4 separate regions of the Mus musculus genome follow, and regions 1, 3 and 4 are each linked to region 2. Evidence: chromatin loops called from intact Hi-C (ENCODE). Cell type or tissue: left cerebral cortex. All regions are shown on one strand.

Evidence for each region. A loop is a pair of places that touch in the nucleus more often than their neighbours do. Peaks named below come from ENCODE experiments on the same cell type or tissue, not always from the same donor. Only the 100,000 strongest peaks of a DNase experiment are listed, where the experiment ranks them.
Region 1: it touches region 2 in a loop (2.8-fold over the local background); 2 of 42 quality-filtered maps call a loop at or near these places.
Region 3: it touches region 2 in a loop (2.8-fold over the local background); 2 of 42 quality-filtered maps call a loop at or near these places.
Region 4: a loop joins it to region 2, with 2.2 times the contacts of the local background. A loop is called at or near these places in 3 of 42 quality-filtered maps.

Annotation. Positions count from the first base shown.
Region 1 is chr10:109,547,357-109,555,356 of GRCm38, reverse strand. No RefSeq gene overlaps it. Among named protein-coding and RNA genes, the nearest start is that of Gm40757, 47 kb to the left of the region's middle. In left cerebral cortex, no CTCF peak of the experiment used is centred here; DNase peaks (open chromatin) are centred at 373, 550 and 4,085; H3K27ac peaks cover 1,323 bases.
Region 2 is chr10:109,635,694-109,643,693 of GRCm38, reverse strand. It overlaps Gm40757 (a long non-coding RNA gene), which reads right to left. Exons shown (of 3, transcript XR_872022.2): 3 at 1,558-1,680. Among named protein-coding and RNA genes, the nearest start is that of Gm40757, 42 kb to the right of the region's middle. In left cerebral cortex, no CTCF peak of the experiment used is centred here; DNase peaks (open chromatin) are centred at 1,630, 2,320, 3,207, 6,547 and 2 more places; H3K27ac peaks cover 2,995 bases.
Region 3 is chr10:109,537,157-109,545,156 of GRCm38, reverse strand. No RefSeq gene overlaps it. Among named protein-coding and RNA genes, the nearest start is that of Gm40757, 57 kb to the left of the region's middle. In left cerebral cortex, no CTCF peak of the experiment used is centred here; a DNase peak (open chromatin) is centred at 4,742; H3K27ac peaks cover 1,792 bases.
Region 4 is chr10:109,523,449-109,531,448 of GRCm38, reverse strand. No RefSeq gene overlaps it. Among named protein-coding and RNA genes, the nearest start is that of Gm40757, 70 kb to the left of the region's middle. In left cerebral cortex, no CTCF peak of the experiment used is centred here; DNase peaks (open chromatin) are centred at 2,664, 3,122 and 3,483; H3K27ac peaks cover 2,363 bases.

The DNA of each region.
Region 1 (8,000 bases), 88 kb after region 2:
ATGTAGTTATTTGAAGGTGGGTTAGTGATTCAAAGCTAGTCTAGGTTTAAAAACGAATCTGCATAGTAATTGTGCTCAGGATCCTTGAGATGAAAGAGTATGGAATGGTTTTCATATGACATACAAATCCTTTTCTATATTACTATTGGTATGGGAAGATCGCCTACCTCAAACAGTTGTAAAAGCATTAGGAAGCAATGCATAGCAGAAAGAACCATGACTGTCCAAACACAATTACTGTATAACTGTGCGTTATTGCTATTCAACCGGAGAAATGCTCAGTTTCACATTTCAGAATAAACTCCAAGAGGAGAAATTAGAACATGCCACTTAACTTATGAGTGAAGCAGAATGCTGTCTGTGTGACTAAGACTGTCATCATTTTGGTACATAAAAGAAAAAGTTCTTCCTGTTGTGATACACTATTCTAACTCTTATTTTAAAAAAGACTTGTTAAAGTTAATCAGTTGTGTGAAAGAGTGCAGAATAGACAGATTCCTTGAGGTTAGAGGAATGACACTCAAGTAAAATAAAGGAAATGACAAGGGAGACACCAGGAAGTCTTAGTGCAGGGGTTCACTTTCCCATGAAAGCCAGGAACAAAACTATAAATGTTACCTCCAAAGATGCATTTGGAAAGTGACTTGGAAAGAAAATGAGAACATCACTTGTAGGCATTTGTCTCCTCCAAATCTCCTTGTGTAGAAACTCAGATGAAACATACTCATAAAAGGATGGAAACAAAAACATAAAGAAAGTCAAAGGAAAAATATTACCTCTTTTTTGATTGTATTGCCTTCCGTAACAGAAATCCTGGAATCTCAGCTGAAAAGTCATAGTTACTGACATGGAATATATACCTGGACCTCCTTTCCTCCAGCTCTGACATGAATTCAGATGGTGTCTGCAGACCAATGTCAATATCATTTGGCCTTGACTGTCCTCACCTACCCCACTGTTAGTTTGCCTAGTGTGGATATGCACCTGAGCCTCATTTTCCATTCCTCTGAGAAAATGTTGTTTGACACAGTCGTATTTTGATCAATCAACTGCCATCAGGGAATGGGGCTCTGTGAAATCAATGCTGACTCCTGGTAGCATATGAGAGGAATAATTGAGCACTGGTTAAGGGATGCACAGTGTCTCAGAAGTAGCAGTAGAGGAGTTGATAGAAGTAGCCCAGGGGCTGGAGGTCTAATGTGAGCCCCCCACTTTCCAGATGAGAAAATGTGGCCATGAAGAAATTCAGTGACTGAGACAGGGTCATATATTCTCAGTGGGAATATACATCAAAATTTCTGGCTTTATGGACTCAGAAAATACTGCCAACCACGTATGCTATCATTATGCTCACCCCCAGTAAAGGCTGTAGATGCTGTTCCAGTTGGTACCAGCCTGAAGTCACATGTGAAATGAGCTACTGTGTCTGTGCAGCCTATGGACTGAGACATGCATAATTATTCATTTCTACCACTTCAAGTTTTGGGGTGGTTTGTCATTTATCATTAGATAACCAGAAGCATCATTTTATTGATGAATAAGATGAGGAGAAAAGATAGTTAGTAACTTGTCAGAAGTCTCAGCTATTCACAGTGCTCAGATTTTAGGATTTGTAGTCAAAGTATTTTATATTGTACCATTCTCACTCACTCACTGTATTTCTTTCTTCCCACTACTGACATATCAGGCACTTGGCTTTCATTAAGTCTCATCTTTATCTATGAGATTCAAATAGGCATACTTAGCATATAATGTTCATATATATACATATGTGTGCTTGTGTAAAGGTAAATGATTTGCCCTATATTATACAACTTAGCAAATGGCACAGCCAGAAATTGAGCATACAATATCTTTCTCCATTAATTTGACTTTCCAAACACTGCACATTATTGCTTCCTAAAATCTGTAAGACTCTTCCTGTGCCTGCCTCTCTGATGTAGTTTAGCCTTTCCTTGATTTATGACTCTCTTTATTCTGTAACACTATAACAACTCAGGAAACTTCTTTCACAATTGAACATGGAATTGAGGAAAACAAACTCTGTGTTCCTGAGCCATGGTTACATAAAGTGCCTTTAAAATAAACAATCTCTTATCATTGTCTCCTAAAACAAACAAACAAGAAACCAACCAACCAAACAAACAAACAAACAAAAACAAGTATACTCTCACTTTGTTTTGTTTTGTTTTTTTGAGACAGGGTTTCTCTGTATAACCCTGGCTGTCCTGGGACTCACTTTGTAGACCAGGCTAGCCTCAAACTCAGAAACCCTCCTGCCTCTGCCTCCCAAGTGCTGGGATTAAAGGCATATGCCACCACGCCCAGCTCCTCTCACTCTTTCAATGATATGTCCATGAACTTAATCATTTAGCATCGTGATCATAAAGCTAAACTAGAAGTTCCTAGAGTACTGCTGGTAAATGTTTAAACTATCTGCTCTATAAAGAGAAGGCCAGCATAGGGAATTCCCCCTCTTCCTTACTCCGTTTCTATAACAACTTTATGGAGATACTAGAAAATCCACCCTTTGAGAGTAAATAGTTCATTGCAATTTTTAGACAAAATTGTTTTGAAAAGGGTCCAGTCATCATGACTATATAAACTCAAGACCTTCATTATCCCAAAGAAGCTGTGTGTGTGTGTGTGTGTGTGTGTGTGTGTGTGTATATATATATATATATATATATACACATATATATATATATATCATAACTTTTAAGTTTCTCTATCACCTCCAGCTCTGATTTTATACTGGGGAAAAAAAGAAAAAAAAAGTGTTATCTTCTCACTTTCCCCTAAAATAGCAAGATTACTTAAGATCTGTTAGTGTATTATGTGACTTCAATATACATACTGAATGGTGTTAAGTTATATTTGTGCTTGCTATGGGTAGCCTATGTCTACTGAAGCAGAAGTTTATAATTTTTCTAGAAGAAGAATATCTGCTGAATCTCTGATTGAAAACAGTGTTTCTCTCCTGCAATGTATGTGGGGACCATTTAAACCAGCACTGGACTTGCGAAGCCATGGGTATCAACTGTTACTTCATAGGTACAAATTTCCTCTTTCTTTACCAGGAAAGCTATTGAGATATTGGGGTTATGAACTACAAAGCAGATGAATTCTAGAGAGTTGCAAGCACAGGCATTGTTATGCATGTAATGACAACCATTTGTTCTGCCCCAGAGGGGAAAAGTGTTGTGTGTGTTGAAGGCTAAACACCAATGAAACTTTCTAAAGCTATGACCTAGAAAGAGCCAATGACATTTAAGGTTCTGAAGATTAAGTCCTGATCCAGCATGGCTAGTTCTCTTAGGAGATAAATAGGAGACACCAGGGATGTGCGTACCCTGAGGGCCATTGGAGGACAGCCTTAGTTGTAAAGCCATCTACAAGTCAAGGAAATGAGCCTTTAGAGATACTAAGTCGGTCAATACCTAGACCCCAAACTCCATCCAGGACTGTAAAAAAACACAAATATAGATTGGTTTAGTACCTTCTATGGTCTTCTGTGATGATAGCCAGAAAAATACAATGAGCCTGAGGGTTTCTCAGGGGAGTGTCACAGTATTTCCAAAGAAGCTAGGAGGCTTCATGTCTCCCAATATCTGTGGAAATATTCAGGATGCAACTCCACCCTTTGGCCTGCAGTGAAATTGAGATAGTCCTCGAGTTTTACACCAGAAAGATCACATCTTCTCCTCCTGAGGCTCTGTTATTTCATGTGGCCCAAGGGCAATATTATGAGAAATGTTAATTATTATTTAAAATGTGTTTCATTATATATATAGTTAGATAACATGCATCTTAGAGTAAGTTTATGCCCAAGTATAAAATATAATGTGTATATAAAGTATTAAAGATAATGTGAAAACTTGAAAATTTTCACATAGTTCCCCCTACACACTGAGACACCATTTTAGTTTTATCTTTAATAACACAACCACAATTTTGTTAAGTGATAATAAATGCAAAACTTGCAAGAAGTCACTGCATAATGTGATGAAGTATGTCTGCCAATAGAAATTTTAAAGCATTTTGAGGCAAGTACTCTCAATATCCACAATGCTCAAGCTTGCATAATGCAAGTGGAGGTTGTAAGAACATGTTATGCAAAGGGGAAAAGTGAGAGACAGAAACTCGGGGCTGCAGCAGAGATTAATACAGAATTATGACGAGTGGGTACCAACCTTGGATCTTCATAGCTATCAGTGTTTCAACATTCAATGCATTATTTTTAGGAAAACACTCAATTCAAATTTCAAAAAAAAATTTCTACAAAAGCCACAGTTTGCCTACAGAGCTGTAATTCTAGAGACTAGCAAGATAGAAAATAACAGTGTTTGAGTACTTTTTTCTAATGCTTGTCAGCTTTCAGAAATGTGATGCATACTAAAGTTGCATTCCTTAAGTTCCCTGCAGTGAAGTTTTACCAAAGTTGGAAATTATTGCTATGAATTTTTAGCTCTGGTAAGCAATTCTAGTAGGAACTGTGGGGTCGGAGATAACAGGGTGATAGTGTGAGCCTTGTCTTGTCAGGAGATATTCTAAACTCAATTTTCAGATAAGGATGGAAGTCAGAGAGTATAACTGTTAAGACTCATCTAATAAACAGAAATAAAGACCACAGCCCTACTTGTCTCTGCCTTTTCATAAAGCAAGAGCAGTTTACGCTAAGACTCGTTGGACTGTTTCCAATCGCCCCATGCAGATTGGGATCGCAAGAGTCAGACTCCAGTTACCTGATTTATAAACAAAAGTAGCAATGGAACAGCTCTTTAAGTACTGTGGCTTAGCCAGGGTGTCTATATGTTTACTGGGTGTTATTATGTCATCAAAGAACTCCTGAGTAGAAAATACACAGCAAGTAATGAGCTTTCGAGATGTTAATCTGCCTGATATTAGAGAGATTTAAACTGAACACCGACAGATAACAAGGAAAGTACACTAGGCCTTCTTGAGTAGTGATGGTACAATTATTGTCAACCAACTAGAAAAAAAAAATTTTGCCTGGCATGCTGAAAGTGCACAGGAGTCAAAATGGAAGTTGTGGCACATTTGAAATGATGCAAACAATTGGGGACTTATTAATCTCTATCTATCCCCTCATGAGAATAGTGGGATTATAATTTGGACTCACTAAGAGCAGTGTACTCTCTTAATCAATGATCCATCTCCATAGCCTCCTGGTCTTCCTTTGTAAGATGTGAAGCAAGCCTTTGATGCATGTTTGTCCATTAAGCCCTAAGAAGATGCCTATTGAGTAGGGTTTATGAGAAAGAACATAGGTTTCCTGATTACAAGAAAAAGACTACAGTGTATCATTTACTCTTTTCTATTGAACAGCAGCTACTAGAAACCATTAGGATAATAGACATACTATGGATTAGAACACAAGCAAGACTGTGTGGTGTTTCACTGTGACTCTGCTAACCTTGATTCATACCATAATTCCCTTCCTAAGATTCTGTGGTTGAACATGGTGTGTCCCAACTGAAACTCAGATTGAGACTTGGTTTTTCAATTCATCAATATCAGTGGTCTTGACGTAGATGGAGGTCTAGAGGACTCAGAAACAATTCCTAATGAGAAGCTTGTTGTTCAACCTTATAGAAAATAAGTGAACATTTGATCTTGTAGGAAGGAATTAGTCACTACTATAATTAAGTTTATTTCTCATGTTTTTATCTCTTCTGCAGGCTTCTGATCATTGCCCTCACAAATATTCCCACCATATGATGACATCCATCACTTTGTGATACAGCAGGAGACTTCTGTCAGATCTGCCCCTCCACCCTTCCACTCTGTCTCTAAAACCTATGGGTTAAAGATAAACTTCCTTGTTTATAGTCCATCCACTCTCAAGTAGTCCTTTAGCAAGATAAACCAGACTGGAAAAGCTAGACTAAGAACTCATTTGATGAAAGCAGATTTTATTTTGTGGACTTGAAGGAGATTCTTTACAGGGTAGATGTGCAAAATTGGATGTTTATAGGTAGGACGCTGTATCATCCTGGACAAAAATCTCAGATGATTGTTCAATGAATGTTTTCCTATTAACTTAGAGTTTTTAATGCTAAGTTTTCAGTTCAATGAATCAAGATTCAAGTATCATATATGTGTATTATATATTTACAAAAATAATATACTCACATGAATTTAATAAAATTCAAAATTAGAGGGAATACCAGTGAGCAACATACTAATAGTAAAGTTGGTTGTTTACAACCAAAATAATTTCCAGCCCAAAATAATTAGACAAAGCATAAGAACTTTTGTAGACTGTGAGGGAAATGTAATTGGTGTGACTTTGAGAGTTACAGCTAGCCATCTTTGCCGGTCTTTTACCAAGAGTAAAGTTCCTAGAAAGCCTGGTGAAGAGACTGCGCACTTTCTGAGCAGTTGATGTTCATACGTCATCATTATATTCAGAGGAAAGGCTGAGAAAGTCCACAGCATCCAGCCAACAGGGACAGTGACAGAATGATTAAAGAACTGAGAATCTGTCTGCCTAGGAAAGGTTAAAGAGTTGGCACTTAGCCTGTGGCTGAGCCACACAACCGTTTTTCTCAAATACATGAAGTTCTTTTGATGGTGTGAGATTATGAGAGTCCAAATGAAAGAAACTTGCAAGATTTTACAAAAAAAAAAAAAAAAAAAAAAAAAAAAAAATCAATCCTCTAAACACAGTATGTGTTTACCCTTTAGTGCTACTAGGAGCCATGCCCTGAAGCAGATTAATTATTATTTGTTTGAGAATTTTTAGGCTTGGCAAGGGATAAAGATGCTTTGATGCCATAGTGTTAAATACAAGCTGTATTTGCCCTGTTAGTATTGTTATACTATATTATCAAGCCTATGGCCACTCATGAGATAAACCTGCTCAAAGCAGTGTGAGGGACTCATAACTTTGATCAGAATCTTCTGCCTTCAATTATAGTGTGCTTGTTTTTGTCATTAAAATGGAGTCACCTTTCGCCCATGATCAATAGTAAGGGAATATACCCCTTGGAAGGTCAGTTCCATTTTAAGAAAGGAGGAGGAAAAAAAGGAGGAGGATGAAGAGAAGAGCATGAGGAGGAAGAGGAGGAAGACAGGAGCAGGAGGAGGAAGATATCATTAGGCTCCTCTTTCACTGTGAATTGAGCCATGAGTGGCAGAAATATTTTTAGTTCTAATCATTTTACGAAAGAAAAGGTGTTAGGCTAAGACTAGCAATTTTTGTTTGTTTGTGTTTGTTTATTTAATCTCAGTGGACCACATTAGCATAAATATTCACACATCAGCATTTCCATTCTTACAAATTGTCAGTAGAGCCTCTGACAACACTACTGGAGCTACAACTACAACGTTGTTTTCACTGGGGTTAAGGATTCATTTATGCGTTTCTAACACCCGGTCTTAGAATCATTTTGTATCCTGAGTATTTCTGTCTCCAAAAATGCGGATAATTCCCCAAAGTTCTTAAGTCTGTAGGCAAATCTAAGAGTGGAGTTGACCGTGAATCTGTCTTCTTCTTTGCTTTACACCAAGACTCCCTAGGAAATCATCTTCCCTCTACCGTAGAAGGATCGAAAGTGTGATTCTGATAGTCTCACAAGAAAAACCACTGAATATTGTGTTGTTATGACATTGAATGACACTTAAGCAAAGAAGTTTATTGAATTTGGTTAAAATCTCTCTCCAATGGATAATCGTCATGTACTGTTTTTTATATTTAGTTTAAATGAATATCTCCTGCAGCCTTCCATCTGATCCTGCCACCATAAGCAACCCATTGGCAAGGTCTCATCTAATTAAATCATGTTGTCAAGCTCAGAATGAATTCAGTTCAATCTTACAGTTCAAATTCCATATGCATTGTAACAAACAACTTTATAATACATGACAAGACTATTAAAATAATCAATCTAAAAACCAGACTCTCAAAAGCCCTTCTAATGAAATTGTTTGTAATTTATTCATGAGTAAATAGAATTTCAAACAGAACAAATCAC
Region 2 (8,000 bases):
AGAAAATCATCTTCCTTCTGCATCTATGTAGCTGTCTGCAGCTTCTAGCCTGTGGATTTTTATCTCCTCCAAATTAAATCCTCGCTTATTTGTAAATTCTTCCAAAATATAATTTGGGGGAGCCAAATTGAATTTTGGATCTTGCATATTTACCTATCCCATTTCTGATTGATCATCTAAGTGTATTATTCATGGTGGTTGGTTTGCACTGACAATCTAGAACTTTCCAGGGGGAGACGGGAGAACAGAATTTCGAGGAGAGAAGGCAATGTGGGAAAAGTGGAGAACACAGAAGTGACCCGAGTCCCTCCTTTCAAGCTGAGTGGATCAATGCTAACAGCTGAGGGAAGCCAAATTGTCCACAGTTGGGCACAGTCAATCCAAATCTGCCCTGAGCAGCCGAGACTACGGTACATTCAGACCATGGCGAGTTCAGCCTTTGGTTCTGATGTACACATATTTCAGTTCCAAGAGTAAAGTTTAATTTGGGCAGAACAAGCTCACTGGAAGAAGAATAAATGAATAAATGAGCGTTAATATGGTTTAGATAGCATGCCATTGTGTGCATTGAATTTTCATTGAAACCGTGCACGGCAGCATACCTATGGAGAAACATCTACTATTTCCTTTCAAAATCAGTTGACAGCTTCTGGCTTGAAGAGATTTCAAATCTATGAAAGCATGTGAGCCTGGAGCCAGAGTCTCTTTCTCTTTTCTTTGTTGCTGCTTAGAGTGTCTTACATAATCATGTTGCCCAAATCAAACGCATAAAAAGTAGATTCTAGGAAGTGACAAAAGACCAAGTGGCCTTAGCTTTCAAGGCCACTTCCTGTCAGAGCTGTGGTCAGATGCAGTGATATATTTTCCATTTAAGTACCCAATGAATTAGTATGGTTCTTATTATAATGGTGACCTCATCTTATCATTTTTAGTTTGGCTGAATACATTTCAGGTCCTTGGAAACAAAGGGAACATCATTAGAATATGCATGAATTAGATGAATTGGGTAAGCAGAGAAAAGTCAAAGGTTTGGGAAAGGGGAAATTGCATTTTATGGAATAATAATGGATGTTTCATCCATTCATTGCTACATCTTCTTAAAACTAAGTATAATTGTGATTCTTATGATAACTTTGAAGCAACCTGATACTTTGACCAGGATGTGTTATAAGAATTATCTATGGACATAACCTACTTCTTAATAAATAGCACAGTTCAAGCTAAAGAGTCACATAGATTTCTTTTTATGTCACCGTCTCTTTTTTTTTCCCCCTCTCAAACAAGAACTTTAAGGAATAGCTTTGTGAAAAGGAGGTAAAGAAAGCCTTTAGGAAATGATGTCGCACTGAGCAGTTCGTTTGGATTGATTGACTTCTCCATTAGTCCCTCCCGATTGAGGACAATAAGGGTTTAAAACCCGTCTGTTCAACCTATCAGCTCGAATGCAAATTTCCACTAGACTCGGTGAATTCATTCCGATGTAAATTATAAACAATAAAAATCATAAACAACTCACAGTGACAGACAGAGAATAAACAGGTCCGTGTCTAGCACTTTGGAAGCTGCGGTTGCCTAGGAAAATGTAAGCTAAGAGATGCCGCATCACCGAGTTCAGGCATCCCAGGTGACAGATGGCACAAAATCAATAGCTGATCAGAGACAAGCACTTGGTATTTTGTCCTGTGGGTGGGAGGAAATAAGTGTTAAATTTTTAGGGGCGGGGGAACCCAGTGCAGAAACAGAATCTGCATACAGACTGAGAAGCAGGCAAAAGTTTAGCTGTCTTTCCTTAAACCTGTAGAAAATGTCGGGTGTCCTAGCAAAGTTAGACAGATTCTTCACTGGCCACAGACCTCGTACTAACCACTTTAGATGTAAAACTTATCCCGATTGCTTGTTAACATGGGAAACAGAAATTCCTTGAAGTATTTAGCATTGTGCAATATTTGGGACAAGGTCTTAAAGGTGGAATTTAAAGTGAAAATCTCACATGTTCATGTGGCCAAAAGTGTCCTGGGATTTTGGGTCCATCGACATCGTCCACGCTGTTCTGCTCCAAATCTTAGCAGCTTGATCACAAAGGATCTTCCCATTTCACCACATTAAGAAGCTGGCTGGATTTAGGCGCTAGAAATCTGGCAATAATCCTTGATAGCTCCTCCTTTCTTATCATGTAAATTTATCTATTTTTGCCTCTGCAAATTAACACCTCCACTGCAGGTGCTTTGGTGTCCAGAGAGACCTCTCTCGTTTGACAAGGAAAAAGAATGGCTCCTTGTAGTCTGTTTTCACGCCTGCCCTCTAAGGATTCCTCTGCAAAGCACGGAAGTGGGTCTCTTAGAGACAGGTCCTTGGTGATGCTGTTTCAAACCCTCAGTCACTCCTACAGCGCTCTTAGGAAATCCTTGGGTTTGCTTGCAGAGCTCTGCATGACCAGCATCCCAGCATCCCAGCATCCTGAGGTTTCCTTGGCTTTGCCCTCCTCACAAACACTCCTCTGCTAGCTCTCCTGCATCTTTCCCCAGGGTTTTCAAGTTCACAGGCATCTCTTGCTGCGCTTGAGTGAAGGACCTCTTTCTCTTCCAGCATATTCAATCCATTAGCCGGTCCAGACTGACTTAGCTTCATAGGAAAAGTCAGTTTCTCAGAGCATCTTCCCTTTCTGACACATCAAGTACCTTCATCCAATCGTACTGTAGGCTAATAATTTCTTCCCTAGGCTTGTAGCTGTAGTTGATCTTTGCCACTTAGTGGTTTCTTGTTTTCTTCAACCTTTACACCCCCCCCATATCCCCCCTCCTCTGTTTCACTCTTTGTTATGAGATAGGATTGGAAGGTGGGTCTAGGATGGAGAGAGGGAGAGGGAGAGAGGGAGAGAGGGAGAGAGGGAGAGAGAGAGAGAGAGAGAGAGAGAGAGAGAGAGAGAGAGAGAGAGAGATCCCTGAATCTAATTTCTTTCCTTTTGTTTCTTCTTTGAGCACAACTACGAACAAACCACAGCCAACACCCCTGAATGTCCAACAACCACCAAACCTGCCTTTCAGAGTTCTAGCCTTTCCAAGCCCTCTAAAAAGTTGCCAGAATTCAAAATGTCTCACAATCCCAGATACGATCTGCAGTTGGCAGATCCATGCTTTCTGCCAGAGCACAAGGCAAATCAGAGTTAGCTGCTGCAAACAGTCTCAAGCGCCCCGGCGCCCCACGCCCCACTCCCCACACCTGTGATTAAAACAAAAACACATGCTTATATCATGTCTGTGTTTTCTAAAGAAACCAAAATTCTAAAACTGTCATTACACTGGCGCATAAACACGTTCAATGGCTTTTGAAATTTACTGAGTAAATGACTGTGTCTCCATCCCCCACCCCCACCGCTCCTTTCTATGAATTGAACAGTTTCTTTAGGGGCAAAGAGAACCTCACAGTCTACTTTGAAATCTTTTGAACTTTATATAGAAAGCACTTCCTGAAGGCCCCATAGATGTTGCACTGCATATTACAGGGCTCTTCGAGTCAGGCAGATAGATAGATGTTCAGTGGCCTCACACTGTGAGTTTGTATTTACTGTGAAGTAGGTTTTCTTGAAGAGCAGTTCGGTGACAATCCAGACATAGTTGTAAGCACAAGTAATGTATAAGTAGGTATTTTTCTCCGCTTCCAATAGTGCTTTTCTGCTTAGTAACAGGGGACAAATTAAAACAGATTTAGTTTAGTAGAATCCACTGGATTATGAGAGCAATCACGTGGGAACATTCTGAGTTGTATGAGAGTCAAGCAGAAAATAGCCTTGTCTGAGAAGTTTTTGGTGCATAGCTGAATTAAACACCTTTACCATCATCATGAACCTTTATATGTATATATATATATATTCAAAGTTCATTAAAGCAGTTTACCAACACTTTCTATGTCTACATTTTGACACCAAAACAATAGATCTTTCCTGATAATGAACAATTAGCTAAAACAAAATTTGAAGTACTTACTATCTATCTATCTATCTATCTATCTAATCTGTCTACCATCATCTATGTATCTATGTATTTTTTATTTGTCTGTGTATCATAATCTATCACCTATCTTCTGTCTGTCATCTATTTATCTATGTGTACAGGTGTTTTGTCTGCATGTTCATCTCTATACTATGTATATTCATGGTGATTGCAATGACCAGAAGATAGACTTGATCCACTGTAACAGGAATCACAGTCAGTTGTGAGCCACAATGTGGTTGCTGGGAATTGAACCTGGGTCCTCTGGAAGAGCAGCTGATGCTCTCAGCCACTGAGCCATCTCTCCAGCCCCAAACTATATTTTTTTAAAACAGTAAAGACATTAGAAATGTATCTTCTTATAGTGCTATGGGCTGGAAGTTCGAAATACTTTTAAACAATGACAATATTAGAATTGTCACATCAAATTCCATGTATTAATATGTCCTTATTTATAAATCTCTCTCATTTTTGCTTTGTATTTGACTATCAGAGGCATCTATTGTATCTTTACTGACTTGTCCAAGTTAGGTTATTTAAAAAAAAACCTTATATTGTTGTTGTTGTTGTTGTTGTGTGTGGACACATGTGCCATGTTGCCCCTGTGAAGGTCTGAGGACATCTTTGCAGAATCTCTTCTCTCTTCTCCCTTCTCCCTTTTACATAATGATCTGGCCAGTTTTATGTAAACTGGACACAAGCTAGAGTCATCTCAAAGGAGGGAACCTAAACTGAGAAAATGCCTCAGGAAGATCAAGTGCAAACAAACCCATGGAGCCTTTTCTTAATTAGAGGCTGATGTGGGAGGGCCCAGCTGATGGTGGGCCCTGCCAGCACTGCGCTGGAGGTCCTCAGTTGTTGGCTGAGGAAGCCAACAAGCACCATCCCGTATGGCTTCTGCGCCAGGTCCTGCCTCCAGATTCCTGCCCTGACTTCCTTCCGTGAAGAACACCAATCCGGAAACGTAAGCTAGATAAACGCTTTTCTCTCTAACTTGTTTTCGGTAGGTCTTGCTGCTTTATCGTAGCTATAGTAACGCTAACGAAGATAAATGAGGTCCAGGAATCCATCTTGGGCCCTCAAGCTTGCAGAGTAGGCATCTTTAACTGCTAAGGCAGCTCACTGCCCCCAGTTTTATTTTTCCCAATAGAAACATAGCAGAAATATGAAGGAACGTTTTACTACTAAGAAATTCTACGGGCTATGATATGGCTATATAAAACAGATAATGCGTACCAGAAAAGCATATTTTTAAGGTGTGACCCTTTGCATTTTCATGTTTTGCTAGAGGGTGATATGTTAGGCATTTAGGGGCACACGCAGCTGACAATTGGTATGCTATGAGGGTTTTCAGTCCAGCCTATGTTGAAAACTCAGTTGACAGATACTTTGTCCAATATTTACTTCGGTGATAAATGACTCGGTATTTTTTTTCATCGTATGCAGAATATGCAGTTGACTAACTTTCTAAGTACACAACCAGAAGGTTCTTGTGAAAGGAAGCGTCTAAAGGCAGCAAAATCTTTAATTGGTGCTTAAATTCAGGCAGCTGTCTTTCTGCAGCTAGGCTGCCCCAGAGAACCTGCCTAATGTCGTGCTCAGGATTCCTTTAGAAGCAGCTCCCTGTTACCCTCTCTCTCGGGGTAAGAGTTGTGCGTTCGCTTCAATTAACCTCCTCACTTTAAGCAAAACTGTGTGGAAAGACGCATAGAAAAACGCCATCCTGTTTACAGAGCTGAAAGCAGCCCTGCCTTAAAGGCTCGCTCTTGCTTCTTAACCTGCAAGCTAATGGTAGACAGAGTTCAGCCCTTAAACCCAGCAGATGGCTGAGTACACAGGGCCATTATCCACCCGCCCGTCCCTTTTCCGCCGTAGAATGTTTGCGAGAAAAGCGTCCACAGAATGCATTTCTTTTCTCTGCCTTTTGACAGGTAAAGAATACGTGGAGCATTCTATAAATCATGTCTCGAGGTGCTAAACCTCATCGATTTCGTAAAGGGTTTCAGAGAGTTAGTGCATGTGAAAGGTCCCTTCCAGTCTGCTGTTCTGAAGTTGCAATATTATTACTGCACTGGCCTGATAAAGTCTCTCTGGTTTTCAAACTCATTAGCGGAAGATTTGTTTTCAAACTATCTTCCCCTTGCCGCAAACAGTCCCTTCAAGTGACTAATCTGAGGACCAGTTTGATGGGCGTCACCTGAGAGTTCTTTAGGAACAAGTTCTTGGACCCTTCCAGGTGAATCGTATGTTGCTTAAAGCTTACAAAGGAAAAACCTTCTCAAATAAAATTTAATTTTTGACCATTTCATTCATATATAGAATTCATTCTGTGAGTAAAAGAGGGTTAAGACTGTAGACGGTGAAGTCAGACTACCTGAATTCAGAAGAGGTTGGGAGTTTTAGCCAGCAGTGAGTCTGTGGGTAAGTTACCCCTCTGGCTAAGCTTATCTAAGTGCACGAGTGGACTTCCTCACGGCGCCAATGGTCAGCCTAGGCTTAGAAGGGTTCCAAAAGAAGGGGTGTGTGGGAACGGCAAAAACAAATGACTCAAAGTCAAGTCATGAGTCTAAGCTGGCAGCCTATGCTCTCTTCTGGAGATGGCTTTCCAGCTTGCGTTCTCTCTGTTCTGCATTCTTACCCTCTGATCTGCTTACTCTAGAGATCTCTGGACAGCTCTTTCTCTTTGTTCTCCTTAAGACCGTTCTCCAAGCAGTTCTCTCTTGCTATTCTAAAACATTCTCTGGGTGGCACATCTCCTGCAGATCGTTAGCCCAGTCTTTAATTTTCCAGATCAATCCAATCATTTACTTCAGGTTTCTTCTTGATTATCCTAAAAATCAGCCTCCAGGGATTCCCAGCCCTTTTATGCTTAAAGAGACAACAAGCACACATTTTGTTTTAACATTGCAAAAGAAATCGGAGTTCTAAAGTCCCAGCATTTACCATTTTTGCTGAGACAGAGTCATACCTTTGCCTCCCAGACTCATGCTGTCTCTGATTATCATCGAGTCTTAAATGTTAATGGGAAATACATCTGCACAATGGAGTACTACTCAGCTATTAAAAAGAATGAATTTATGAAATTCCTAGGCAAATGGATGGACCTGGAGGGCATCATCCTGAGTGAGGTAACACATTCACAAAGGAACTCACACAATATGTACTCACTGATAAGTGGATATTAGCCCCAAACCTAGGATACCCAAGATATAAGATACAATTTGCTAAACACATGAAACTCAAAAAGAATGAAGACTGAAGTGTGGACACTATGCCCCTCCTTAGAATTGGGAACAAAACACCCATGGAAGGAGTTACAAAGACAAAGTTTGGAGCTGAGATGAAAGGATGGGCCATGTAGAGACTGCCATATCCAGGGATCCACCCCATAATCAGCATCCAAACACTGGCACCATTGCATATACTAGCAAGATTTTATCAAAAGGACCCAGATGTAGCTGTCTCTTGTGAGACTATGCCAGGGCCTAGCAAACACAGAAGTGGATGCTCACAGTCAGCTAATGGATGGATCACAGGGCTCCCAATGGAGGAGCTAGAGAAAGTACCCAAGGAGCTAAAGGGATCTGCAACCCTATAGGTGGAACAACATTATGAATTAACCAGTACCCCGGAGCTCTTGACTCTAGCTGCATATGTATCAAAAGATGGCCTAGTCGGCCATCACTGGAAAGAGAGGCCCATTGGACACGCAAACTTTATATGCCCCAGTACAGGGGAACGCCAGGGCCAAAAAGGGGGAGTGGGTGGGTAGGGGAGTGGGGGTGGGTGGGTATGGGGGACTTTTGGTATAGCATTGGAAATGTAAATGAGCTAAATACCTAATAAAAAATGGAAAAAAAAAGAAAAATTAAAAAAAATGTTAATGGGAAGGACATTCCTAAAAAGAGGAATGTAAAACATCTACATTAGTATACAAACAAGCCTTATGCCCATAGCAGTCATTGACAGTTCTGAAGGCCCATGGCTGCTGGCCCTGTACCAGGGGCAGGA
Region 3 (8,000 bases), 99 kb after region 2:
GGTGTGAATTTTTAGCAATACTGTGATTATTGGTTTGCTTTGATGAACATTTTTCTTTAAATTTTTTCTTTAATATGCACTTTTATGAGAAAAGCACCATTGACTTTTAATCTAGATAAATATTCCCAAGAATATTTTATAACAAATAGTCTTGAATAGAGATTCTCAGTACAGTATAATCTAATACATCTTTTCAAGTAGAAAGGACTGTATGCTTACTGCCTATTAGAAAGCGTGGGTTCTTCATATCAGGACATTTACCTCATAATGCAAGGGTTCTCTCCATTGTTGCCTATGTGATTTGAATATAAGAGACAATGGTAGTTCTATGGCTATTGTGATTTCTGGAGTAATAGCCTGCTCTTTGACTGGCACATAAGCCTGCCCTCTGTTATTAGCTATGGAATAGCAGTAGATATGGCTAGATTCTGCAGAAAAGTAGGGCTAACTACTGGCATTTGTATTTCATAAGAAAAGAAATTTTAGAATCAGATCATGTGATCAAACTAGACCTCCTCCTCTCTGATTTTAGCTAGCTAAACTTTGAAAGAGCCCTAAGGTCATTTCCTCATCTCTGCTGCGTCTAGCTTGGCCACGCAAGGGGTAAATATGACATGTGACATGATTTTCTACCTCTGATCTGATGCTTTTGCTGTGCCAGATTCTTTACAGAGTCAGCAGGTCATGGGCCTCCAGGAATGTTGATGGTTGCTGTGTACATAAGGCTTGCTTGTATAATGTTGTACATATTTTCACATTCCTTATTCCAGGAATGTCTTCCCTGCTAAGGTTAATGACTCCATGATAATCAAAGACAGCATGAATCCAGGAGGCTAAGAGGTATTTATGTCTCAGCAAAATGATAGAAACTTCAGGACAGTCCTTAGGGCTCTGGGAAAGAATGCTGAAAACATGAGTTTGAAAACATATTAGCTTCTAACCTTTGTAAAATATAAGTATGTAATATAAATTATATAAGGAGCTTTACAGATTTAAAGGAACAGAGGCAGCTGCACTGTGAGCCAGCATGTCAGAAAGATGCTAAGGAAGGAGATACGACGTTTAGGGAGTGGTGGTTGCAGGGCAGGATCCCAACTAAGATTTGTTTGTTTGTTTTTGTTTCTCTGTTTTCGTTTGTTTGTTTGTTTGTTTGTTTGTTTAAGCTTACTAAGACAAGTGGATTCCTGAGCTCAAAGTCAGCCTAGGACAGAGCTAATTTAGGTCCATATTTAGAAGGATAATTTCTGGGTGGTGTTCTACCCAGCTATCTTACTGTTTGTGCTTGTGCTTGTTGTCTTTAGGAATCAAGGAGCTAAGGTCATGAGGTGCCGATTCATGGGATTATAAAAGGGAGCCTGGGGTAATGACTGAATTGATATGTAAGATAAAATATTGTGCTTTTTGAAGAGCTATCCAGAGAGTTTTTAAAATAGCAAGAGAAAGCTATCTCCAAAGAGCAAATCACAGGGAGAAATCTGAAAAGTTGTCTTAAACAGAACACACAAAGAGAATGCAGACTGGAAAGCCATCTTGAGTAGAACATACACTGTCATTTTGGATCCATGATTTGACTTAGAGTTATCTGTTTTGCTGCTCCCAGACACCCCTTCTCTCAGAACCCCTCTACAAGCCAAAGCAGGTCCTTGGCACATCTCCATGATGGAAAAAATTAATGCCGAACTTGGAATATTCATGAAACCAATTAGGGAAATGCCAGTAACAAGATGCTACTTTGCAGGTTGCATGCAGTGCAATAGATGTGCATGTTTGACATTCTCTGTCTCTCTTTCTGTCTCTCTCTCTGTCTCTCTCTCTGTCTCTCTGTCTCTCTCTGTCTCTCTCTGTCTCTCTCTGTCTCTCTCTCTCTCCTACTCCCAACCCCCATTCTCAGGAATTCATCTCATGGGAATTCAATCTTAAAATCAGTAAGTAGAGAACACAATTACAATTTATGAAGCATATATGACATATTTTATTTTTTCTCACTTGATGTTTTGGTCACCCTCGGTCTGTACTGAACTGCTGGAAGTTCACTGAAGAACAATGAAAGTTTTGCCTCTTCTGGTCCGCATACCAACTAAGAACCAAGTTTTGACATGTTCTTTTACAGTTCCTATATAGATCGATGACAGTTGCCTAGAGGAAAACCTAAAACTTGTCAGTTCTAAAAGCTGCCATCAGATTAACTTTACCTTTGGAAGGTTAAAACACCCAGGGAAGACATATTGGCTTCTTTGCTTTCTCATCTGCTTCTGCCAAAACTTTTTCTGACCTCCTCAGATCTCTGGCATTATTTCCCATATTATCTGAGGCAAATTTTTCAGCAGCCCTCTGTGAGGTTATTATCTCTGTTGCGTCTCTTTCACTATTTCTGAATGACCTGGATATGAGTCAACCAATTCTTCCATCTGTTTCTTCTAATCCATGACCTCAATGCTCTTCCTTAGAGTTCTCTCCCGTGAACAGTAAACACTGCTTGGGACCTGAGTCAAGGTCACGCTCCTATCTTTGATCTGATGCTTTTGCTGTGCCAGATTCTTTACAGAGTAGAGAGGTCATGTGGGTTCCCTTGTGGGAGTTTTAGGTGACCTAATGTGACTCCTGCTGGGTCTCACTCTAAGAAGTATAAATATGAGGACAAAGTGAAAATAAGAAGATTCATCCACAGAGAAGCTATAAACCCAATTTCAAAATATATGCTCCATTTAATAAATGTGGAGTTGTTTTTTCATGTATATTTTTCAGTCTTTTACTATGACCATACAATGTGGCAGTGAATAGTTTTCTACATATGCTATTCTGTCTAAATATATGCATGTTTCAGAATAAATGAATATGGGCTAGTCTTATGGATAGTCAGTGTATTTTCATTTCAAGACCAATTGTGAAGTTACCTCTGCAGAAATTTTGTTGTGTATTTTAGATCTTTAACACACACACACACACACACACACACACACACACATATATATATATATATATATATATATATATATATATATATATATAATAAGTTAAATATTCTTATCTTATCATTGGGTAATGATAAGTAATTAACCTATTATCCCTTTATTCTGATTTTGCTTTCATATATTGTCTTAGTCAGGGTTTCTATTCCTGCACAAACATCATGACCAAGAAGCAAGTTGGGGAGGAAAGGGTTTATTTGGCTTACACTTCCATACTGCTGTTCATCACCAAGGAAGTCAGGACTGGAACTCAAGCAGGTCAGAAAGCAGGAGCCGATGCAGAGGCCATGGAGAGATGTTCTTTACTGGCTTGCCTCACCTGGCTTGCTCAGCCTGCTCTCTTATAGAACCCGAGACTACCAGCCCAGAGATGGTCCCACCCACAAGGGGCCTTTCCCCCTTGATCACTAATTGAGAAAATGCCTTACAGTTGGATCTCATGGAGGCATTTCCTCAACTGAAGCTCCTTTCTCTGTGATAACTCCAGCTGTGTCAAGTTGACACAAAACTAGCCAGTACATATATATTAAGAGTCATTTTTTCTCTTAATCTACAATCATGATATTCTTTGGTCTGCAAGGTATTGAAAGAGAGTGAAGATCTGAGGCTTGCCTACATGCTTCCGTGACCTATTTGTATCTCTAGCTGGGTTGTCTGATGGGTTCCTAGGGAAGGCCTCCTAGAGTTGATGGCTACAGTAAAATGCTGAGTAGAGTGGAGAAGGAGGGTTAGCAGGACGTTCTGTGTGATCCACTGGAGATGAGGGCAAGGAGGAAGGCTACGTATAGGAGGTAGTCTGCCTAGGGCTGGAAGTGGGACTGGGATACTAGATGTGAAAGAACGCAGGGATAGGTGAAGATTTTCAGTTGTCCTTACTGTTCTCTATGGCCTGTCTGTAGATGTTGGATTTTCATTCTTCATTCCTAGGAGAATTACAGGTCACTAAGCATATTTTAGATCACAGGTTAAAATGCCTTCCTACTCTAAGGCTCTAAAGATGCACAGTCATGCGACCTGCAACCAGAATGGGTGTATATCTAAATTAGGATCATCATCTATTCTATTGTTCTGCCATGAGGTGATAATTCCATTTCTTAACAGTTTCTTATCTCAGTAAATGTTAATTCACATTGTAAAATTAAAGTATGCATTTGAATGGATAATTTCCTGACTTAACTGCTTTTTAAATTGTGTGTTTATGTGTGTACAAGTATACATGTGTTTATGAAGGTCAGAAATCAATGGGAGTTGTCCTCCTCTATTGCTGTCTACCTTGTTACATTGAGGCAAGGCATCACTGTTTTTTTAAACTCACTGATTGGCTAGACTGGCTGGCTAGTAAGCTCCAAGCATCCCCTGCCTTTATTTTCTGTCTTTAGTGTCAGAGTTACAGGCCCTCACATCCTACTTGGCATTTACCTGGGTGCTGAGGATTCAAACATGGGTCCTCATGGTTATATTACATGCACTTGACTAGATGAGCCACCTCAGCCCTATGATTTTTAACTTAATTATTAATGATGCGAAAAGAAGATTCCCACATATTATAAGTGATATAAATTGTTTCTGGCTAAGAATTTTTGGATAATTTAGATGAAGTTCGTAATATCTTAGATATCTACTTTCTCTGGTTTGTTCAAAATAGCCCTTTTCTATGAAAGTTACAGAAGTCTATTTTCAGATGAGAAGCAATAGAAAATTTTAGCCATATTTAGGCATATGCTTCTTTCTACACTCATAGAATGGCTGAGTCACGACATTTCTGCAAGACACCTCTTCCCACCTTCTAAATTCTTTGGAGGAAGAATGCCCAAGAATTGCCTCTCATCCTTAGTTACTTTCTTTACTGTAAATTATATTTTAAAAAATGATGTTTCCACTAGTAGAGACTGCTAATTTAAGTAAAGTTTAAATCATCATGGCTATCACATAGTTGAGTTCAATAAAGCACTCATTTTGGTACAGCAGTTTGATTTTATTCATGTGGTTTCTTAGGTTTGAAAAGATTGACATATAAGAATATATACATTCATATAATAAAATATAAAGACAGCATTGACACTGGATAATATGAATCATCTAATATATGGTCCAGTTTCACTGATGGTAAAAAAGGAACTTAGACAAAATACAAAAAAATGAGGCTTTGGGGATGCTCATTTCCAAAACATTTGGAGAAGAGCCTCATGAAATTCATTAGCTGATGGCAGTGAAGTGGTTACTGGTGGAATATGAATTAAACTGACAGATTTTCTGAATGGCCCTGATATTGCTGTGATGTTCACTTTATGGTATGTGAGACTTTTTTAAAAGAGAAGTTGAGATTGGCATTCAGCGTGAGATGCCACAGTTGTGGACACTGTCTTCCATTCTCATTTTGTCTCTTCATTCTTGCACATCAGCAGCTAGGGATGGCTTTGCTGTTTCCAAGTGCTCTGATGTCTCTTAACAGGAAATTTAGACTGTAAAGGCCATTGTCACTCTGTGAATGCATTTGGGAGGAACGTGCAAGGCAGCAGGTTCCTTTGGAAATATGTTTTGGTTAAATTTTCCTTACTTAATGACTAGTTACAAAATTTAAAGGAAAAGGCAATGTTATTATCCGGCTTCCCTGCAGGAAACAATAGAAACCAATCAATTGTTCCTGTCAACGGATAGTAATACATTTTAGTGTACCTTCCGGTATCTGGCTTTGTTTAAGTTGCTATTGTTGATGGAGAGCCATAGAATCTAATTGACTATACAATAAGGAAGTTCTTTAGCAACTTGTTCTGTCATTTTACTCTTGATTGAGCCTTTATTTCAGTGGGAGAATTAAAATACTGAATATCAATAAAATGCATTCTAAATACTTCAATATAGAGTATTTAGAGATAGTCAGTTGTTGCTGCTAGTAATGACTGGATGTAGCATTCATCTTTAAAATTTGTAAATTGGGTAAAATAGAAGAAATAGAATGTCGCATCTTCAGTTGTCTAATACGTACCAACTGCAGATATCAGTAGGTACCTTCAAGGATGAGTAAGTGGGTAAATTTAAAAAGTGTGTATAAAGCCATTAACACACTATATACTCCATGAAAAACATTTGACTATTGGTGGTAGTAATGTTATGTATGTATGTATGTATGTATGTATGTATGTATGTGTGTGTGTGTGTGTGTGTATATATATATATATATATATATATATGCTTCCACAAACTTAGGCATGAAATGTATTGAAATAGTTTTACATGTAGAGAGATAAGGAATGATTTAATAAACATTATCTATTTATGACACATAAACTCTAATTTATGACATATTTTTTAAAAGCCTGTTTATAAACCTTGCATAATTTCCAGAACTTCAAATTATGACTTAAGTGTATGATTTAACTCTTTCTGTAAACACAAGAATGTGTGTCTTTTTGTCACTTTTTAAAAGTCTTATACTGTTGGTCTTGAATACAATTATGCTGTAGCTGATATACATATCTAAAATAAGCAATTTCCTCTTTTCAGTTTTGAAAATACGTGGATCAGGTAATGCTCTAATTTATTTTCTGGCATTAATTTGCAACTGCACTATCCAAGAAGATTAGCATTTATGGCCTTTAACATGTAAATACAAATTAATTAAAAATTATTATCATAGTAATTTAAACCAACATTGTGTCCTAAAGAATGTTATGAGAAAATGACTTTCTCAGCTACACATGCTGCACATCAAGGCCACCAGAGTCACATAGAGAGAACTGTTCTGCTATTGAACAACATACTATAGCACATCTTTATTATCACCGTAAGTACTCTTAACCATATTGCCTTACAACAGTGGTTCTCAAAATCCCTAATATTTTCACACTTTAATAGACTTCCTTTTGTTCTGGTGACCCCCAACCATGAAATTATTTCTGTTGCTATTTTATAACTATAATTTTGGTATTGTTATGAATCATAGTGTAAATATCTAATATGCAGGATATCTGATATATGACCACCAAATGACGTCAGGACCCACAGGTTAAGAACAACTGTAAGCAGTTATTAGTTGCTTGTGGTTCTTTGTCTAGGGGTGAGGCCCCTTAAAATTTCCCTTTCACATTTGCATTTCTATTAGCATTGTCATGGTTTGGGTTGACTAGGTAGCCATAATGTTGCAGTATTGAGGGTATAACTTTCTGTTCTTTCTTGGAGGCACAATCCTTTTTTTTTTTCTCTCACTCTTTTTAAAAAATGTTTTTATTAGATATTTTCTTCATTTACATTTCAAATGCTATCCCAAAAGTCCCCTATACCCTCCCCAGGCCCTGCTTCCCTACATGCCCACTCCCACTTCTTGGCCCTGGCATTCCCCTGTAATGGGGCATATAAAGTTTGCTAGACCAAGGGGCCTCTCTTCCCAATGATGGTCGACTAGGCCATCTTCTGCTACATATGCAGCTAGAGACATGAGCTCTGGGGGGTACTGATTAGTTCATATTGTTGTTCCACCTATAGGGTTGCAGACCCCTTCAGCTCTTGGGTACTTTCTCTAGCTCCTCCACTGGGGGCCCTGTGTTCCATCCAATAGATGTCTGTGAGCATCCACTTCTGTATTTGCCAGGCACTGGCATAACCTCACATGAGTCAGCTATATCAGGGTCCTTTCAGCAAAATCTTGCTGGCGTATACAATGGTGTCTGTGTTTGGTGGCTGATTATGGGATGGACCCCCGGGTGGGGCAATCTCTGGACGGTCCATCCTTTTGTCTTAGCTCCAAACTTTGTCTCTGCAACTTCTTCCATGGATATTTTATTCCATATTCTAGAGAGGAATGACGTATCCACACGTTGGTCTTCCTTCTTGATTTTCTTGTGTTTTGGAAGTTTTAGCTTGAGTATTCTAGGTTTCTGGGCTAATATCCACTTATCAGTGAGTGCATATCAAGTGACTTCTTTTGTGATTGGGTTACCTCACTCAGGATGATATCCTCCATATACATCCATTTGCTCAAGAATTTCATAAATTCATTGTTTTTAATAGCTGAGTACATTGTGTAAATGTACC
Region 4 (8,000 bases), 110 kb after region 2:
AAAATTATTCCTCAAGACGGTGACATTAAGTCAGATCCAGCTCAAACCTTGTGAGTCCTGTGTATGAAGTATCTTCAACAATTGGGGCTTACTTTCAGCCTATGGGAGGCAACCAAGGCCAGCAGCAGTAGTTTGTATTATTTTGGGAGTCTCTTGAACTTCTCTGACCCACAATATAAAGAAGTTTCTAATGCCTGGTGCTAAATTTTCGTTAGATGGTCTATGGATCTTTGGGGAAACATTGTCAGTCAAAGTGGCAAAACTTTTAAGGTACACATGCATGTGTACACATGTGCATATACTTATAAATGTGTTTTATGTAATAACGTCACTGAGGGTTTTTTTTAAAATCCTTCCTCTCTACCTGTTCTTCTGTGTTGAACTCTCTCCTTGCCAATTAAGTTCTCCTTCCCATTTCCCCCTTCATATCCCCTGTCTCCTGCCCCTCCCCTCTCTAGAACTCCCTGTCCCTTCAGTGATACTATTTTACTTTTCTGGTCTCTGCAGTTACTCCAGGTTACATATCAACATCTGTGTATTTGAAGCTAGGAGCCAAAGATGAGAGAGAACATGCAGTGTTTTTCTTTCTGGGTCTTGGTTATCTCACTTAATATATTTTCTCACTCTATCCATTTTCCTACAGATTTAATGATTTCATTTCTCTCTAGGGCTGAATAGTGTTCCTTAGTATGTATCTAACACATTTTCATGATTGATTTGTCAACTGAAGGAATGACAAAGTTGCTTCCATTTCTTAACTGTTATGAACAGAGAAGCAATAAACATAGGTGTCAATATTTTTTCCTGTTATTGAAAATGGATTTTTTTTTCCAGAAAAGATCAGGCCTCTAAGAGATAACAACTAAGCATGACAAAACAAAATAAACTGTGGTTGGGATGTATTGTATGAGAGAAGAATCTATTTTTAAATAAAAAAGTGGCTTTTTTTTATATAATATATCCTGATTATGGTTTTTCTTTCCTCCTCCCAATTGTTCCCCATCTCCCCACCTACCAGAAATCACTCACTTTCTGTCTCTCATTAGAAAACAATAAGGCCTCCTTTGCCTGCTCTCAAGATTCTTTTCCTTCTATTGGGTTGCCATGTCCAGCCTTGATATGAGGGCTTTTGTCTTGTTTTTGTTTTTGTTTGTTTTAATCTTGTTTTATCCTGTTTGGCAGCTGTCTGTTGGAGGCCTACTCTTTTCTGAAGAGGAAACAGAGAGGGAGTAGATCTGGGGGAGAGGGGAGGTGGACAGGAAACTGGTCAGGCTATACTGTATGAGAGAAGAATCTCATTTCCAATAAAAATAATTTTAAAAAATCAAATTTCCAAAAGATAATTATAAAATATATAATTAATTTATAATATTATATAATATAGTATGATAAACAAAAATTAACATAGTGGAATTGGACAGGAGAAATAAACAGAAGGAAAATTCTAAGAGAAGGCACAACAGACAGAGACCCACTCATTAGCACACTCAGAAATCCCATAGAAATAGTAAATTGGAAACAGTGGACCTGGTACATACTCGTATAGGCCCTATACATGATGCATCAACCTTTGAACTTCATATGTGCTTCAATTATGTGGATTTATAGGGCATTTCCTTCCTGATGTCCTCCATCCCCTCTGGTTCTTATATTCTATCTGCTTCCTCTTCTGTGGGGTTCCCTGGCCCTAAAGGGAGGGATTTTTTGGAGACATCCTATTTAGAGCTGAGTGTTCTAAGGTCTCCCATTCTCTATATATTTTCTGGCTGTGAGTCACAGCATTTGTTCCTATGTGCTGCTAGGTGAAACTTCACTGATGATAGCTAAGCAAGACACTGGTCTATGAGTATAGCAGAATGTCAGTAGGAGCCATTTGATTGCACTTTTTTAAAGTACAGTAGTCTTTTGTTTACCACTAGATCCTCTGAGCTATCTAGTCTCAGGATCTTGGCCACTCAAGCAAAGTAAGGTATGGTTTCCATATCCTAGAATGGGCCTAAAGTCAAATCATTGGCTGGTTACTCCCATAAGCTTTGTGCTACTGTTGTGCTAGCATATCTTTCAGGCAGTACACCTTTGTCAATTCAAGGGTTTTGTTAATCCAACTCAGCTTATGGCTGAGTTGGCGGTCTTTTCTCTTTTGGTAAAGGGCAGAGTACCTTTCTGTACCAGCTCACCTTTTCCATCATGAGTACATTATGTAGGTGTTGTCTTTAGCAAGAAATAGGGGGTCTTTTTTTTTCTATTTTTTATTAGGTATTTAGCTCATTTACATTTCCAATGCTATACCAAAAGTCCCCCATACCCACCCACCCCCACTCCCCTACCCACCCACTCCCCCTTTTTGGCCCTGGCGTTCCCCTGTACTGGGGCATATAAAGTTTGCGTGTCCAATGGGCCTCTCTTTCCAGTGATGGAAAAAAAAAAAAAAGAAAGAAATAGGGGGTCTTGCCATCAGTTTATGGTAAGTGTACGTGCAAATATTTTTTGTGTCTTCCTAGTGGTTTCATTATCTAAAGAAACTGTAAAACAATTTATTTGGCCATACAAATCTGTTCTCTTGGTTCACCAAATTATCATCTCCTCCATGAGTCACTTTCTTGTCTAATGTGAGCACAAAGCCCTTTCCACATGTCATCTGGCTTACTCTTCAGGCTGGTACCTTACTGTTATTTCAGTCTCTTTTTTCCCACTACATTTGTTTGTTTGAAAAAATAGATTTTTGCATATAATATATTATTGTTTCCTCTTCCCCAACTCCTCCCACATTGCTTCACCATCCTTTAATTATCATAATTCAGAGCCTCCTTTTATCTCTTTCATTAGAAAATAAACAGGCATCTAAAAACTATTTCTTTATACCTCTGTAGCATCAAAAGTTGTCAATGTCATTGTCTCCCTTCAGATCATAAGTTCTCTTCTCATCCTCTCTGCTTTCATGTGTTTCCCATTCTTATCATCCTACAGTGGGCATGTGATGGTCAATGTAAGTTTGTAAAATACCTCAGAACTAACAGTGAATAGAGGAAAGAAAATACTTCCATCCCCCAACTCTCAAAAGGAGCATGCGATGACACAAAGTAAAATGTCTGTTTCCTGCTCATCTTTCACTGCTCTGTCAAGGATACCCAAGGGCTGTCATGAGCACAGCCTGGTACACATGCACGAAGCATCTTCCTCTATGTGTCTATAAAGGTTGGAGCTTTTGCACTGATTGCCTTCCACCAGACATGATTTTCTAAGAACAAATTTAAAACTGCTTATTTTGGGAAAGTTTGTACTGTTAAAAAAAAAAGAGTTATATTAGGAACTTTAGGCAAATGCTAACATTTTCTTAAAATAACAGGTGAGGAAAATCTGTAGGTTTTGACAATCAAGAAAAGCAGTTTGTTAAATAATATTTTAAGCTCATATGTCTACTGAAATTATATTTTGCCCTTTACCAAGATAACCCAGAATGACATAGAGTGCTAGATACTGCCTCTATTCATCTTCCCTTCCTTTTGTGCAAAATAATATCATGCCCTGTTTATCTGAACATATTAAGGTATTTAAAGAAGACAGGGATAGTGGCATGTATATTCCAAAATATTCCAGTATTTTGGAAGCAGATGCAAGCAATCTTTGTGAGTTCAAGGACACCCAGGGTTGCATAGTGAGATTTTGCATCAAAACCAAAAATACAAATGAGGCATTGACTAGACAAGATATTATATGGGAAATAGATGATTATTAAATCATTGTGGAATGAAGTAAATACTTTAAGATTTTTATGTTTTGTTTCTTTTCATCTTAATAGCTTCCAGATCTTCCTGGTGGTATAAGGTTGCCTGGGCAGTCAAATGGAAGCAGAATAGAAATAGAAAACAGAAGGTACATTTATGTCCTTTAAAAGTCATGAATTAGAAGGTAGATATGATAACCCAAGTATCCAGTTAGCCCCAATAATGTCATAGCTTCTTTTAGAGAAGATAGACAATGTAAAGAGGTAAACAACCCTTGTTCAAAAAACCAAACCAAGACAAACAAAGCAAAACCCTGTCACTATATAGACATGAAAGGAAGGAGCTGGGGAGACAAAACTATCTGTCTTAATAAGACACTTAAATATTCAAGAAAATATTTTTCCCTCTACCCTTACATGTCCTAATTATCCTCAAGCAAGAAAACCATTTATGGTACCATGTTCAAAAGTCAGGATTTGTAAAGAAATGGCAGTCGTCTTCTTCAGAATTCACATTAAAGTTATTAAACTTTAATGTTATTTTTTAACAAAGCTTTTATCATGGCTAGTCTCAACGCTTTGGCGCCAACCTCTATAGAGTTAATCAGAAAGAAGAAGGCATAGCATAGGATCTTGTTCTGTGGACATTCTAAAATATTATTCTGCATGAGTCATCATTTCTTATTTCTTGTTAGCCAATGAAAGTCTGAAGAGATTGTAATGATACAGCAACAGAGCTGACTTGTCAGGTCCCAATTACCAAACCCAGAGAAACTAACCCACTGAATTTCCGAGTTCAAATGAAATAGGTAAGAGGCAGAAAAATTGCAGGATGAGTGAAGGGTGTTGAGTTGTGGGCATGTGAAACTCTTGCAACACTGAAGAAGTGAGAAGAGGTAGGATTAGGTAGAGAATAGAAGAGCACTGGGTATAGGAAATGACTATGTAAAGGTACATTGAAAGACAGAATATGATGTTGCAGTGGCACCAAGACACAGAGCCTATATATGTAGAACTACAGAAAAGTTAGATGGTGCACTGTGTCTGTCTGTCCAACTGTGAATCTGTTTGGCCTATACTGCCCATAGCACTTGCATAGTATACTTGGGGACGAAATGGCTCTTTTAAAAAGTTCACTACATTTTGATCAGTCTTTGTGCTTCCATGTGAGAGGTACTTTACTTCTGAAATGCTTTTGCAAAAGACCCCAAGGCTCTTCATTGTTCTTATCAAACGATGGCATTTCTGAACATAGCCTAGACGCTGTTTGGTCCCCTACCTCTGACCTCTTTCTGCAAACTGACCTCTGACTCTCACCTCTCATTTTCTTCACTCTCTATGCCCCTACTTCATTGGCTGCTTGTTATTTTCTCAACCAACCTCAAGGTCTTTGTGAATGCTCCTTCAGCTATGTGTTGCATCATTATGTATTGCTGCTTAATAGCTATTTCCTTTGGATGTCTGCTCAAATTTTACGTTTCTCTTTCACTGCACCTACAAGAATTGGAACTATGTGTCTGTGACTTGATATCCTCATCAGTGAGAGGCAGAGCTGTATTTTTTTTTAAGTTACACAATCTAGACTCGTCTAACAGACAATAAGGGCAAGCCAGTCAAAAAATCTTTGCTGAATCAATAAATTCTAAATGGTGGATTCCCACTGGAGGCATATCTCACCTCATTGAAGGTGAGGGACACCTGCATGACCTAAGTGATGAGGATGCCTTGGTACCATCTGTAAAGACATGTGCTAAGAGATGCAGACACTGTGGTAGGGAAAGAAATTGTCTGTCCATGGAAGATAGAAGTAACTGCCTCTTGTGGGAAGTAGGAAGCACACAATAACTTGTCCCCTTTCTCAAATTCTAATGCATTATCTCACAAGAGAAAGTAGAAAGCAGGGACAGGAAGAATAGTTCAATGGTTAAGAGTGCTGAGCAAAAGGAGCCTGAAATGGCTGTCTCCTGAGAGGCCCTGTCAGAGCCTTGCAAATACAGAGGCAGATGCTAACAGCCAACCATTGGACTGAGCACAGGGTCCCCAATAGAGGAGGTAGAGAAAGGACTGAAGCAGTTGAAGGGGTTTGCAACCAAATAGGAAAAACAGCAATATCAACCAACCAGACCCCCCACCCCCCGCGTCCCCAGAGCTCCCAAGGACTAAGCCATTAACCAAGGAGAACATATAGTTCCAGCTGCATATGTAGCAGAGGACGGCCTTGTCAGACATCAATGGGAGGAGAAGTCCTTGGTCCTATGAAGGCTCAATAGATGCCTGAGTGTAGGAGAATCAGGGTCATGGAAGTGAGAGTGGGTGGGTGGATGGAAGGAACACCCTCAAGGAAGCAGGAGGATGGGATGGGAGTTTCCGGGAGGGAGGGTAACTGGGAAAGGGGATAACATTTGAAATGTAAATAAAGAAAATATCCAATTAAAAAAAAGAATAAATAAATAAAAGAATAATCAGTTCATAACCATCTGTAACTCCAGCTCTGAGGGATCTAACACCCTCTTCTGGCCCCCACAGACACTGCATTTGTGTGAATAAACCCACACAGAGACAGACATGTTGGTGGTTGGTTTGGTATTGCTGTGTGTACAAATGCTAAATTTTGATCCCCAAGACCTAGCTGCGACCAGATAAGTGAGTTCACAGGTATATCAGCAGTTGCTGTGTAAACCTTGCTCCCCAAATTAAAGCTGTTAAATAAAAGTTATTACAGCCAATTTATGGAGAGAATAGAGGTAGGCAGCGCTTCAGTTGCTAGGCTGGGGGTCAAAGGTAGAGATCACAAGAGAGAGAGAACAGAAGAAAGAAGAAGGAAGGTGGAGAGAGGAGGAAGATGTCATGAGAAGTGATAGACCATAATGAGCAGGTGGCCAGGAGAAGTGGATCATGAGGACAGACTGATGGAACAAAGTCAGTCCAGGTGAGACTCAAACAGCAAATAACTTGGGGAGTGCAGCTGGGAATTAACTCGTCTAGCATAGAGAAATGTGTTAAGCTGACTAAATAAGTCATTAGTACTATGTCCCAATTATTGTGTGTGCGGGGGGCTGGCTGGGTGATAATAAGAATAGAGTTGATAAGTATATATTATAACTATATATATATATATGTATATATATACATACATACATACTTAAATATAACTTTAAAAGAAGATGAAAGCAATCTAGAAATGACATCATTGACCATACCCATCCTTAGCTCCCCGCTCTGTAGCTAAGGATGCTTGTGTATCTGTCCCTGTACCCTCATACTTTGCTGTTCTTCCCTAACCCTAACCCTAACCCTTCAACCTGTTCACTTGAGCTTATTCTTTCTTACTTGAAAACATTTTCCCATGAATTTCTCCTGTCTGTCCAGAAGTCTTATTGTTTTCCACTTTGCTGCTTCAACTGGACATGAAACCTGATTGTTATGTCAGAGTGTTAAAAACACTTTCCTTGGGTTTGTTTATTTTGAGATGTTCCCAGTTCTCCACTCACCTGGACAAGAAAACACTTTGCAAGGGTTGATTATATTCTGTCTCAAACCCATGCTATTTTCTCTTCAGTTATCTCTAGACAGTCATTGTCTCACCAAGAGGAAAAGTCAAATTGCAATGGTCTGCTGATGCACATATCAATCATTTGTCCCACCCACTTCTTTTCTAAGCTTCTTGTCTTGTTCTGCATTTTTTATGGTTCCCATAGACTTTGTCTTACTCTGTTTTCTGTCCACTAATGGGAAGAACAGATGAAGGAGAGAACCTATTTGCCTCTCTTTCATTTACATCCACATCAATTGCTTTCTTAAAAACATACGAGCCGACCAATGTGATAGCTAAGAAGATCCTAAAAGAAATTTTCCCAAGGTAATGGACCTGCCTTTGTTGCCCAGGTAAATCAGGGACTGGCCAAGATATTAGAGATTAATTAAAAGTTACATTGTACATACAGGCTCCAAAGCTCAGGACGGGTAAAAAAGATAAATAAAATTCTAAAAGAGACTGGTACAGACTTGGTGCTCCTTCCCACGCCCAATTTAGAACTAGAAATACTCCCTTTTGATTCAGCCTTACTCTTTTTAAGATCCTTTATGGGGCTCCCATGTTCATCACTGTCTTAAATGATGTGTTTAAACCTACATGTTGTTGTAATAATAATCTGTATGCTAAGTTAAAAGGCTTACAGGTGGTGGAAAAAGAAGGCTGGTCACAATTGGCTACAGCGAACGAGCCGGGTACCACAAATGACATCTCACCAGTTGCAGCCAGAGATCTGATCCACAT